2 separate regions of the Homo sapiens genome follow, and region 2 is linked to region 1. A link is a loop called in an ENCODE intact Hi-C map of the cell type or tissue named here. Cell type or tissue: B cell. All regions are shown on one strand. Each heading gives the region's core, and the rest is flanking DNA. Links, peaks and the distances in the headings are about the cores only. Region 1 holds the start of LINC00996 (long intergenic non-protein coding RNA 996). Region 2 overlaps REPIN1-AS1 (REPIN1 antisense RNA 1).

Region 1 (5,375 bases), core at 173-5,172:
GGGGATCTCAGGAAATGAGACACCAGGAGGTGTCTGCTGTACAAAATCCTATTTGCTCAAGGAACCTGCATATCTCAGCTCATGTTTCTTAATCATTTTTCTGATTCTAAAAAGTCGATGACAAAACTTCGATAGAAACACAGTTCTAGCATTTGGGATTGGAGGAAGAAGTGTATTCAGCATTCTACCTTCTTCCTGATTCTGTGAGCTTAGACCTGCTTCCACTTTCAATCTCTCTCATTGCAGGCTGAAGAGGACTGGCCTTTCAGTGGCCCTCGTGGAACGGTAGGAAGCTGAGCTGGACTCTCTGCCACATCGTTCGGTTCCCACAACAGCCTGGTAGGTCGGGGTAGTCACTTCCATTTGGGAGATGAGGAAGTCGAAGGAGAGAGCTAGAGTGAGCCAGAACTTAGGGCTGATCACAAATTGGATGAGTAATTGAGATAACTAGGATGGCCCCTAGCTAAGGCTGCAGGCAATGCCCCAAGGAGACTGTCACCTTTTTGTTACAATTTTCCAGGGTGTGATAGGACTTAGGAGGATGGTGTGTCTGTCCCTAGGACTGTAGGTTGTTCTAGAGAAAAACAAAATTTTAAGGACTTTTTCTTTGTGCATATGCCTCAGGTAGGCATCATGTGGGCCTAGGCAATAGGACCTAGGAAGGAGACTCCCCTGTTCCCAGGCCTGCCGCTCCTACTCAGGAGGCTGAAGGGTCCCCACCCCAACTAACCACAGAGTCAGACACATTCTTCCTAACACACCTTCCTCCCGACCTCCCAGCTTCCCTCTTTGTCACTGAAGTCATAGACTTTTTTTTTTGAAGAATTATCAACCTAAATAACAAACAGAAGCGATTCTCCAAAGATGATGAATTTATTTGGAAATGAGCAGCATGATTGTGATGCGGAGTGCCCGTGCCACAGCAGCCATGGGCGCATCCAGGAGGCTGAGGCAAGGGGAAGCTTTTAAGGGCACAAGGAAGACTGGGTGTGGTGACTCACGCCTATAATCCCAGCACTTTGGGAGGCTGAGTCGGGTGGATCACTTGAGGTCCGGAGTTCAAGACCAGCATGATAAACATGGTGAAACCCCATTTCTACTGAAAATACAAAATTAGCTGGGCATGATGGCACATGCCTGTAATCCCAGCTACCTGGGAGGCTGAGGCAGGAGAATCGCTTGAACTTGGGAGGCAGAGGTTGCAATGAGTCAAGATCGTACCATTGCACTCTAGCCTCGGCAATAAGAGCGAAACTTGGTCTCAAAAAAATAAAGGCAAAAGGAGGAGTGCACAGGAGTTGTTGAGTTGTTTTTGAACAAAGAGAACATTGGTTACTTGGGCACAGGAGTTGAGGTCAGATTCTTAGTGGAGATGGCATGTGAGGTGAGAGTGCTCCAACATGTGGCCGGCCGTCCAGTGACTCCTGTGGCAGGCTGCAGTTGGGAAGGCCCTTGGAAATAGTCCTTATTACAGGCATATGTGTGTCACAGCCTTCAGAGAGTCTTTGTAATAGTCCTTTTTTTTCCTTTTCTTTTTAGAAATGGGGTCTTGCCTTGTTGCCCAGGCTGGAGTGCAGCAACGTGATCATAGTTTACTGTAGCCTGGGCTCAACTCCTGGGCTCCAGTGATCCTCCCGCCTCAGCCTCACAAGTAGCTGGGACCATAGGTGTGAGCCACTGTGTTTGGCTGTAATCGTTGTTATTGTAGGCGCATGTGCATGAGGACCCTCCCTTCTTAGGCTCCTGACTCTACTTTGCTTGGGTTTGAAACAAGTGACTCCATCTTGAAATGGACAACTGGCACAGAATAGAGCATTTCAAGGGCAGATTAGATGGCAACTTAAAAAAAAGGTAAAGAAAAATTAAAGAAAAAATTAAAGGTAAGGAAAAATTTACACTTTCTAGGAACTTCACGAAGGAAGGGAAACATGAGACAAAGAAAGAGAAGTGGTTATCAGAAACTAAACTGCACGAGGCTTGTGAGGTTTCTCATGTTCCTCCTGGAACTTCCTCCTAGACTGTATTCTGCCATCTGCTCTGGGGTCACGAGGGAAAGGGCCCCTCTCCTTTCATGGCCTAGAAAGCGTGGCTCTGAGCCATTCTTTGGGCTGAGGTGGGTGTCTGGGGTGCTGGTGGGGACAGCCAGGCCCTGCCTTCCTGGGTACCTCTTGCTGCTTGTCAACAGACCCTGCCCTCCATACTGTGAGGGATTGAAGGATTAACTCCAATTCTTTCCTGTCCTCCATTCATACCCATGCCATTGCTCATCTTGGGCGGACTGTATTTCCCTGCCCATTGAGTTTCGGTTTGGTCTTGTGACTTGCTTTGGCCACTAGAATGGGGCAAAGTGAGAGGGTTCCCGTTCTCAGCCTGCCCCTTGTAAGACCCTGCAGGCTTCTGCTGGCCTCCTGGGTTTCTGCCCTTGCCTGGGGGCTTTCCCTGGGTGGTTTCGGTTCCTTCTACTTGGTACCTGAAATGAAGACATGTGGGACAAAGCCACTCCAGCTGACCTAGAGATCAACAAGATGAAGCCAGTAGACCCACAGATGACTGAGAAATGTGTTTATTGCTGTATCTGTGCCATGTCGATTTTTGTGGTTGTTTGCTGTATGTCACTATTTTGGCAATAGCTATATATTCCCTTTTCCTTCTTCTCTGTGCTCTGGTCTGAATTAATGCCTCTTTGTTTCATCTCATTTCCCATTGCTTTTCACTTTATTATAAAAGCACTGCAATTTATACATTGAAGCAGAAAAGAAGGGTGGAATCCCCATAATTCCATACCCTTCTGTGAATACACTGGTGTCCAGACTGTTGGAATATATTCATTTATTCTCTCTTCATATGTACATTTAAAAGATGAATCAATTCTTTTTTTTTTAAAAGCAAATTGTTTCATTTAACAATACATGGTAAATATACTTGGTGTTAGTGCTGTCTTCAGGGTTCCGTGGAGCGTTTTACAGTCTTCTTTTTAGCACCCTCCTAAAGATGTTGAAGGAGGTGGGTGATGGGGTTGCCTGACTCCTTCACCAGGAGCATCCTCACATCCATCTCTTTCACACATTGGGGTTTCACATGCGCGTTTATTTGCAAAACAGGGCTCTGCTACAAAAATCACCAGTTGAAAATCACCAATCTAAAAACTGCTTTTTATGTGTTTTAATGATATACCATGCAACATTATTATAACCAATCCCTTATTTGAAAATTTAGGTTGTTTTGGGTTTTATAATTAAAATCACATGCTTATGGCATATATTTGTGTATACTCTTAATTATTTCCTTACAATAAATTATTAGAAGTGGACATATAATTTCTATAAGTGTAGGTATAAAATCCTGGCAGTAGAATTTCTAAAAGTGGAAAGCATATGTTCATGTAAAGGCTGCTAAATTGCCAAAATACCCTCCCAAAACCTTATCAGTTACTCTTCCACTGGCAGTGATGCCAGGTAGAACCTCTGACTGTTTGGCAAATGAATGTTTGTATCTTGTGGCTTTAAATTACTGTTCTTTACTAATTAAATGAGGCTATTTCTTCATATAGTTATTACCATTTGCATATCTTGTCTTGTGAATTTTTTGTTTATGTGCTTTGAGCATTTTTTTTGACTAGGATGTCATCTTTTTCTCATTGATTTATAATACCACTTATATATGCTATGTTAGAAAGAATGCTGGATTATAATTTGATGTATTAAGATGGTCTGGCTGGCATTACAGATTAGTAGAGAGTAGAGGATGAAATATCCAATAAGCAGTGCTAGGACAACTAATTATTTATATGAAAAAATAAAATTTTATATATATAATTTTTTAAATTATAAATTTTATAATTATAAATTATAAAAATAAGAACACTCTGTTGCTCAGGCTGGAGTGCAGTGGTGCGGTCTTGGCTCACTGCAACCTCCACCTCCCAGGTTCAAGTGATTCTCCCGGCTCAGCCTCTCGAGTAGCTGGTAGGTGAGCCCCACCATGCCCCCACTAATTTTTTGTATAGAGATGGGGTTTCACCCTGTTGGCCAGGCTGATCTCGAACTCCTGACCTCAAGTGATTCACCCACCTCGGCCTCCCAAAGTGCTTGGATTACAGGCGTGAGCCTCCGGGCCGGTCATAAAATTACATTTTTATCTCACTCTATTCACAAAAAATTCCACTGTGAAAAAAAATAAAGCTTCCAGAAGAAATATGAGGAAGATTTTCCAGTTTTTAAGGTACACAAAAAAAGCACAAATCATAAGAGAAAATATTGATAATTTTGACCAGATCAAAGTTCTGTATAATAGAAGACATTATAAACTACATCAAAATACAAGCCACAGACTTTGAAAAGACACCTGCAAAGCATAAAATAGTGAATTATTAGTACAGATGCTCCTTGATTTACGAAGGGATTATGTCCTGATAAATTCATTGTAAGTTGAAAATATAAATGGAAAAGGCATTTAATATATCTAACCTATGGAACATCATAGCTTAGCCTAGCCTACCTTAAACATGCTCAGAACAACCACCCGAGCCTATAGTTGGGCAATAGTCATCTAACACAAAGCCTATTTTATAATAAAGTATTGAAAAATCTCATGGAATTTATGAAATACTGTGGAGCGTTATGAGAAAGTATTGTACTGCGTATTGCTAGTCTGGAAAAAGATCAAAATTCAAAATGCAAAGTACAGTTTCTACTAAATGCATATCGCTCTCTACTATTGTAAAGTTGAACAATTGTAAGTCAAACAATCCTAAGTGTAAGTCAGGGACTATTTGTACATAGAACATAGAAAAATGGATGTGGTGTCTCACACCTATAATCCCAGCACTCTGGGAGGCCGAGGTGGGAGGACTGCTTGAGCTCAGGAGTTTGAGATCAGCCTGGGCAACATGGCGAAAGCCCATCTTACAAAAAAATACAAAAATTAGCTGAGCATGGTGGTGCAAGCCTGTAGTCACAGCTACCTGGGAGATTGAGTTGAGAGGATCACCTGAGCCCAAGAGGCCGAGGCTGCAAAGATCCGAGATTGCACTACTGCACACTAGCCTGGGCAACAGAATGAGATCTTGTCTCAAAAATAAAAAAGAAGAACATATAAAAATGTGGAACATAAAATATAGGATATAAGAAACATACAGCATATCAAATGCCTATAACTTAATAAGGAATGTGCAGACAACCCAATAAAAAATTGGGCAAAGGATATGAACAGGCAAGACACAGAAGACATTTAAACATTTAAAGCATGCTCAGCCTCACAGCTAATCAAACAATCTGATACCATCTCACACCCACCAGTCTGGCAATAAAGTCTGATAATACCAGCTATTGGTGAAGATGTAGAGAAATGATAACTATCAACCACTGTCAAACACA
Region 2 (5,375 bases), core at 232-5,231, 73 kb before region 1:
CGCTTTTAAAAATATTTATGTAATCTCTGCCCAGTGTGGTGGCTCACGCCTATAATCCCAGCACTTTGGGAGGTCAAGGCAGGAGGATCACTTGAAGCCAGGAGTTTGAGACCATCCTAGGCAACATAACGAGACCTTGTGTCTACAAAAATTTTTTAAAAAATTAGGCAGGTGTGGTGGTGCATGCTTGTAGTCCCAGCCACTCGGGAGGCTGAAGCAGAAGAACCACTTGAACCCAGGAGTTTGAGGCTGCAGTGAGCATCACTGTACTCCCGTATGGGTGACAGAGTAAGACTCTGCCTCTAAAAAATAATAAAAATATAAAATAAAATAAAATAAAATAAAAGATTTGCATATATCTCACATGGGCAGAGGAAAATTCACAATCACAAGCTTTCTAATGCAAATGTGCTGAGAAAAGGGGGTGTTGGTGAGGAGCATCTCTGCCTTTTTTCACCAGGGAGAAAGAAAACTTATTTTTATTCTTTTTGATTTGTATTTGCTTTTACAATTCTCCTGGCTATCTGGGTAATTACATGTGTCTTTGTGTTGGCGGGGGTACAGGGGGAGATTCAGCTGCAGCACAGGCCGGCAAAGTGACAAGTGTAGCAAGATGCTGCGCTGAGGGCTTGGGAGACAGAGGGAGGGGCCTCGAGCCCAAGAATGCCTGGGAAGCAGCTCTTCCAGCCAGAAAAGGCAAGGAAGGATTCTCCCCTAGAGACTTTGGAGGGAGTGGGGCCCTGCCGACACCTTGACTTTGGCCCAGTGAAACATTCTGGGCTTCTGACTTCCAGCCGTGTAAGATAATAAATGCCAGTTATTTCAGGCCGAGCTGGTGGTCATTTGTTAGAGCAGTCCTAGGAATCTCATCTAGGTGTGAAGCTATTTTAGAGGGGTTTGTTGGGAAGCGTGTTTTGAGGCGAGGAGACTTCAGCCAAAATCTGAATACAGTGAAGAACGGAAGTCCATGCGGACCTGGAGGAGGATCGTCTAGGCAACTCCAAAGGCCCTAAGGTGGAAATGAGTGGCGGCTGCTGGGGCAGTGTCTGGCAGGCGCATGGAGGTCTGCAGGAACCCTGCAGGCCATGGCCGCGGGTTGGATGTCAGTCCAAATGTTAGCAGGAGGCGTCGGAGTTCCCTAGCAAGGGAGCTGCTTGATCTGATTCATGTTTAAAGGGCCAAGCTGGTTAAGTGGAGACAGGACTTTATGGGGCCAGAGCGGAGGCAGGAGGAGTGGCTGGCCACTGCTGCAGAGTCCTGGTGAGGGAGACTATGGTGCAGGGGTGGGGGATAAGGGTGGGAAGCAGGCCTCACCGTTATGGGGCACACGCATGTACCAGTTTCCTCTGCAGGAAATCTGAGCCATCTACCTGATACTCATTTTACCAGCTGGATTCTTTTTTCTTTTAGCAAGAGACTCTGGGAACTAGATATGCGGCAGGAAAGCATCTTGTGTGGTGGAATTTGGGGACTGACATTTGATCTCAGCCCAGGGCTACTCTTACAGCGTGCGTCCCTGTCGTGCATTATACATGTTTTCATGCACTTAAAGATATTTTTAGAACTGCAGAAGTAGAAGCACTTTGATCTTTTCCTGAATAATTTTCACATGACTTAGCAGGCCTCCTTCCACCTGAGATGGGAAACCTTGGAAAGTGAGGGGGCCTTCTTCAGTGTGTGCCACTGTAGGGGTTTTTCCTCAGCCCCCCTAGATTTGTGGTTGGAACGGACTCCTGTTACAAAAGACAGATTAACAAGAGAAAAACCAGTGGAAGTTTATTAACATGTGTATTTCACATCTGCCTGGGAGACACGCAGGAATTGAGTAGTTCTCAAAGTGGTAGCTTTGAATTCCAGCTTGTATAGCATCTTCAACAAAGAAAAGCCAAGTTTTAGGGAAGCGACAGGACAAAGGAAAAGAACTTTGAGTGTCTAAGGGGAGAACTTGTAGAAAGGTAAGTAACTGGCAGATAAATAGAGTTAGTAAAGCGCCTTCATGTCCATTCCTCTGGTTCCAGCTCCAGGCCCATAAGAGTCTAAAGTTGTCTTCAGTGGTTAACTTTTCCCTGGTCGAGAGAGGGAGCAGACCCCTTTTATCCTTCTAAATCTATATCCTGCATTTAGGCAGTGGAGGGCAGAGAGCTTTCTTCCATTTACTTTTTCACTGCCTTCAAGCTCAACAACCCTTCATCTTTCGGGGCCTCCCCAACTGCGTTCTCTTGGTGCTCTCCAGCTGGGAAGGCTCAAAGGATGGGAAGTGTGTACAGCACGTACCTGTGACTGCTACCAGAGATTTGCCCCTCCTCAGGGTCAGTGAGGGATGTGCTTTCTGCTTCCTCCCCAGACTGCAAACCCCTGGAAATTAGCTGCGTGAGAGTCTTGCATATTTGCCGTAGGGATGCGGCAGGAGGTAACGGAGATGATAGTCAAGGGAAGGTTCATTAGAGCAAATTGATCCTCAGTCTCCTCCAGCTTTCCACAGTCATCCATCCAGAAATTATCAACAAGCGCTTGTTTTTATTTTGTAGTAGGTACCAAACCAAGAGTTATTTCCGTAGTTAAATAAGCGTTAAAAGTCTTCTCAGCACCCTCTCACATTGTGGGAAAACTGCACAGACCACCTCTGCCTGACTCATGATGAGGCCGGGCACCTGGCACAGTGGCAGATGGTGGGCACTGATTAAATATTTGTTGGATGTATGAGCAAGTCCTGTGGGGGGAGCTGGAACTGTATGTCTGCAAGAAGTGGGTGCAGTTTTCCCTCTTCCAGATACAGGGCCACTTCTGAACAATACTTGGGTGTCTTCACAGAGGATTTCTGGAGACACTGTTCCTGTCACCCCCTGGCATGCCAGCCCACTTTGCATCTAATCTGATAATGGGAGCCAGGCACTGTTGGAGGGGAAAATTGATCCTCCCAGGGGCCCTATCAATATTCGCTGTCCAGTGGGCCCCTTCCTGTCCAGCCCTTTCTCCGGCTAGCTTGTCAAAAGCTGAGACCGTCTCCACTGGGCTAGGCCATTGGGCCATTTGGCTGGTTGCTGGGCCATCCTCCAAGACATTTTGAAGGGTGAAGTCTCAAATACCAAGGCCTTAAGCTTCCAGCTGGCATAAAGGCTCAGGAATCCCTTCGCAACTCCTTTGCCACTCATTTTCTTTCTGCAGAGTGAAGGCACAGTCATACTTAGTTTCCTCTGGCGATGCTAAAGAGGAAGTTACAGCAGGTGGTTAACTCCTGACTGGGAGAAGAGACATTTCCTCTAATGGAGGCTGGGGAGAGAGAAAGAAGGTTAGGGCCTTGTTTAATGAAGAACCTTTCTGCTATGAAAGACGGATTACAGACAAGGAGAAGATACTTTGTGAGTCTATGAAGGAATTCTGCTTCGCAGGCTCTTGCAGGAACGTAGGGATCAAGTGGAATTTTAGGAATGGAGAAGCATTAGATGTCCAAACTCACTCGTTAACCCTGGGGGATCCCACGCTTACCCTGTGCCCAGGCCAGCACACATGCAACTTTAGTGGTTAACATTGAGGACACAGGGGCACTGCTTGGGTTCAAATCAGCCACTATCCCGCTGAGTGGCCTTGAGTAAGTTCCTGAACATTTCAGAGTCTCGGTTGTTACATTTGTAAAATAAGGACCAGAAGAGTATTGCATAGGGTTGTTGAGTGGATTAAATGAGATATGTATGTGAGGAGTTTATCACCATGCCTGACACAAAGTAAAGCCTCCCAAAATGTTAACTAATAAATTACTAAGTATTTAGGTAAAAACTGGAGCATCTTCTTATTGTACTGTTGGTAGAAAAATTCATTCTTCCGTAACTACTAAACTTGGCCTATATTCCACAATATGCTATAACCATATTTTCAGAACCCCCAAACTATATGATATGACAAAGACTTTTTTCATATTTGTGAATTTTATTTTATAAAGTATAAAAGTTGGGCTGGGTGCGGTAGCTCACACCTGTAATCCCAGCACTTTGGGAGGCCAAGGTGGGCCGATCACCTGAGGTCAGGAGTTCAGGAGTTCAAGACTAGCCTGGCTAACATGGCAAAACCCCATCTCTACTAAAAATACAAAAATTAGCCAGGTGTAGTGGTGCGTGCCTGTAATCCCAGCTACTAGGGAGGCTGAGGCAGGAGAATCACTTGAACCTGGGAGGCGGAGGTTGCACTGAGCTGATATTGCACCATTGCACTCCAACCTGGGTGACAGAGCTAGACACTGTCTCAAAAAAAAAAAAAAAGTATAAAAGTTAAGTAGTTAATGTACAGATTAGTCAACTTGACTGGGACAGGTAAAATAAGACCTGAATGAATGGAGTGGAGAGAATGAATCTTAAAGACAATCACGTTTTTAAAACATTGACAAGAAATTCTAAAGTTCATTTTGTTACAAAACTGAACTGGGGTCTACTTGCCCGGCGCAGTAAGAGGAAACACCAACACTGAGGTTGTGCATCCGGAGAAAGGAGCACATTTATTTGCAGGGCACCAAGCGAGGAGAAGTGGGTCATACTTAAGATACAACCTCTTCGATGGTTTACAAGCAAGGTTTTTTTTTTCCCCCAGTCGGAGTCTAGCTCTGCCGCCCAGACTTGAGTACAGTGGCATGATCTTGGCTCACTGCAACCTCCGCCTCCTGGGTTCAAGTGATTCTCCTGCCTCAGCCTCCCGAGTAGCTGGGATTACAGGCTCCTGCCACCACGTCCAGCTAATTTTTGTATTTTTAGTAGAGACGAGGTTTCACTGTGTTGGCCAGGCTGGTCTTGAACTCCTGACTTTGTGATCCGCCCACCTCGGCCTCCCAAAGTGCTGGGATTACAAGCATGAGCCACTGGGCCCGGCCACAAGCAAGTGTTTTTAAAAGCAGGGGTAAATTTCAGGAAAGGAGAAGTTATGGGCAAAATCGTGAATTGATACATGGAGGTTATGCACTGGTTTAGCCTCAAAGGGCAGGGTATTTTGAAGGAGGAGCCTTAAAGGTCATACATGAATTCAAAGACTCTGATTTGTGATAAGTTAAGGAAGCAAAGCTTTGCCTAAAACCTTGGGGTTAGCAGAAAGGAATGTTCAGGTCTGGTCCAACTTCCATCAGGATCCTCAGGAAGAAATTTAGAACAAAGAACAGCAGAGCTTAGTCCTCAGTTCCCTCTTGTCTGAGGTCTGCAGGCCAGGGCATCCACTTGGGAGGGGGGCCCAGGTTTCTGAAGAGCAACTCAGGGACATATATTAAGATGTTATCTTTAGTTTCTATAGGGAACCAAACATTTTGTGACTGTAACTTCCTTGTTTTAAGCTACAGTTACCTTCTTGTTTATTAGGTTGCTAGCTGGGTGCCTGGAATTTCCCTTGAAGGAATTCAAGAT

The links. Peaks named below come from ENCODE experiments on the same cell type or tissue, not always from the same donor. Only the 100,000 strongest peaks of a DNase experiment are listed, where the experiment ranks them.
Region 2: a loop joins it to region 1, with 7 times the contacts of the local background. A loop is called at or near these places in 64 of 110 quality-filtered maps.

What each region holds. Positions count from the first base shown.
Region 1 is chr7:150,433,491-150,438,865 of GRCh38, forward strand. It overlaps LINC00996 (long intergenic non-protein coding RNA 996), which reads left to right and starts at 164. Exons shown (of 4, transcript NR_034033.1): 1 at 164-339. RefSeq lists enhancers at 305-404, 2,056-2,275, 2,496-2,595. In B cell, for the core only: no CTCF peak of the experiment used is centred there; DNase peaks (open chromatin) are centred at 291, 2,061 and 2,401; H3K4me3 peaks cover 1,399 bases; H3K27ac peaks cover 2,938 bases.
Region 2 is chr7:150,360,908-150,366,282 of GRCh38, forward strand. REPIN1-AS1 (REPIN1 antisense RNA 1) reads right to left here. Exons shown (of 4, transcript NR_183429.1): 4 at 1,751-3,270. Among named protein-coding and RNA genes, the nearest start is that of REPIN1, 5.2 kb to the right of the region's middle. RefSeq lists a silencer at 3,224-3,273. In B cell, for the core only: no CTCF peak of the experiment used is centred there; DNase peaks (open chromatin) are centred at 3,224 and 4,486; H3K27ac peaks cover 2,370 bases.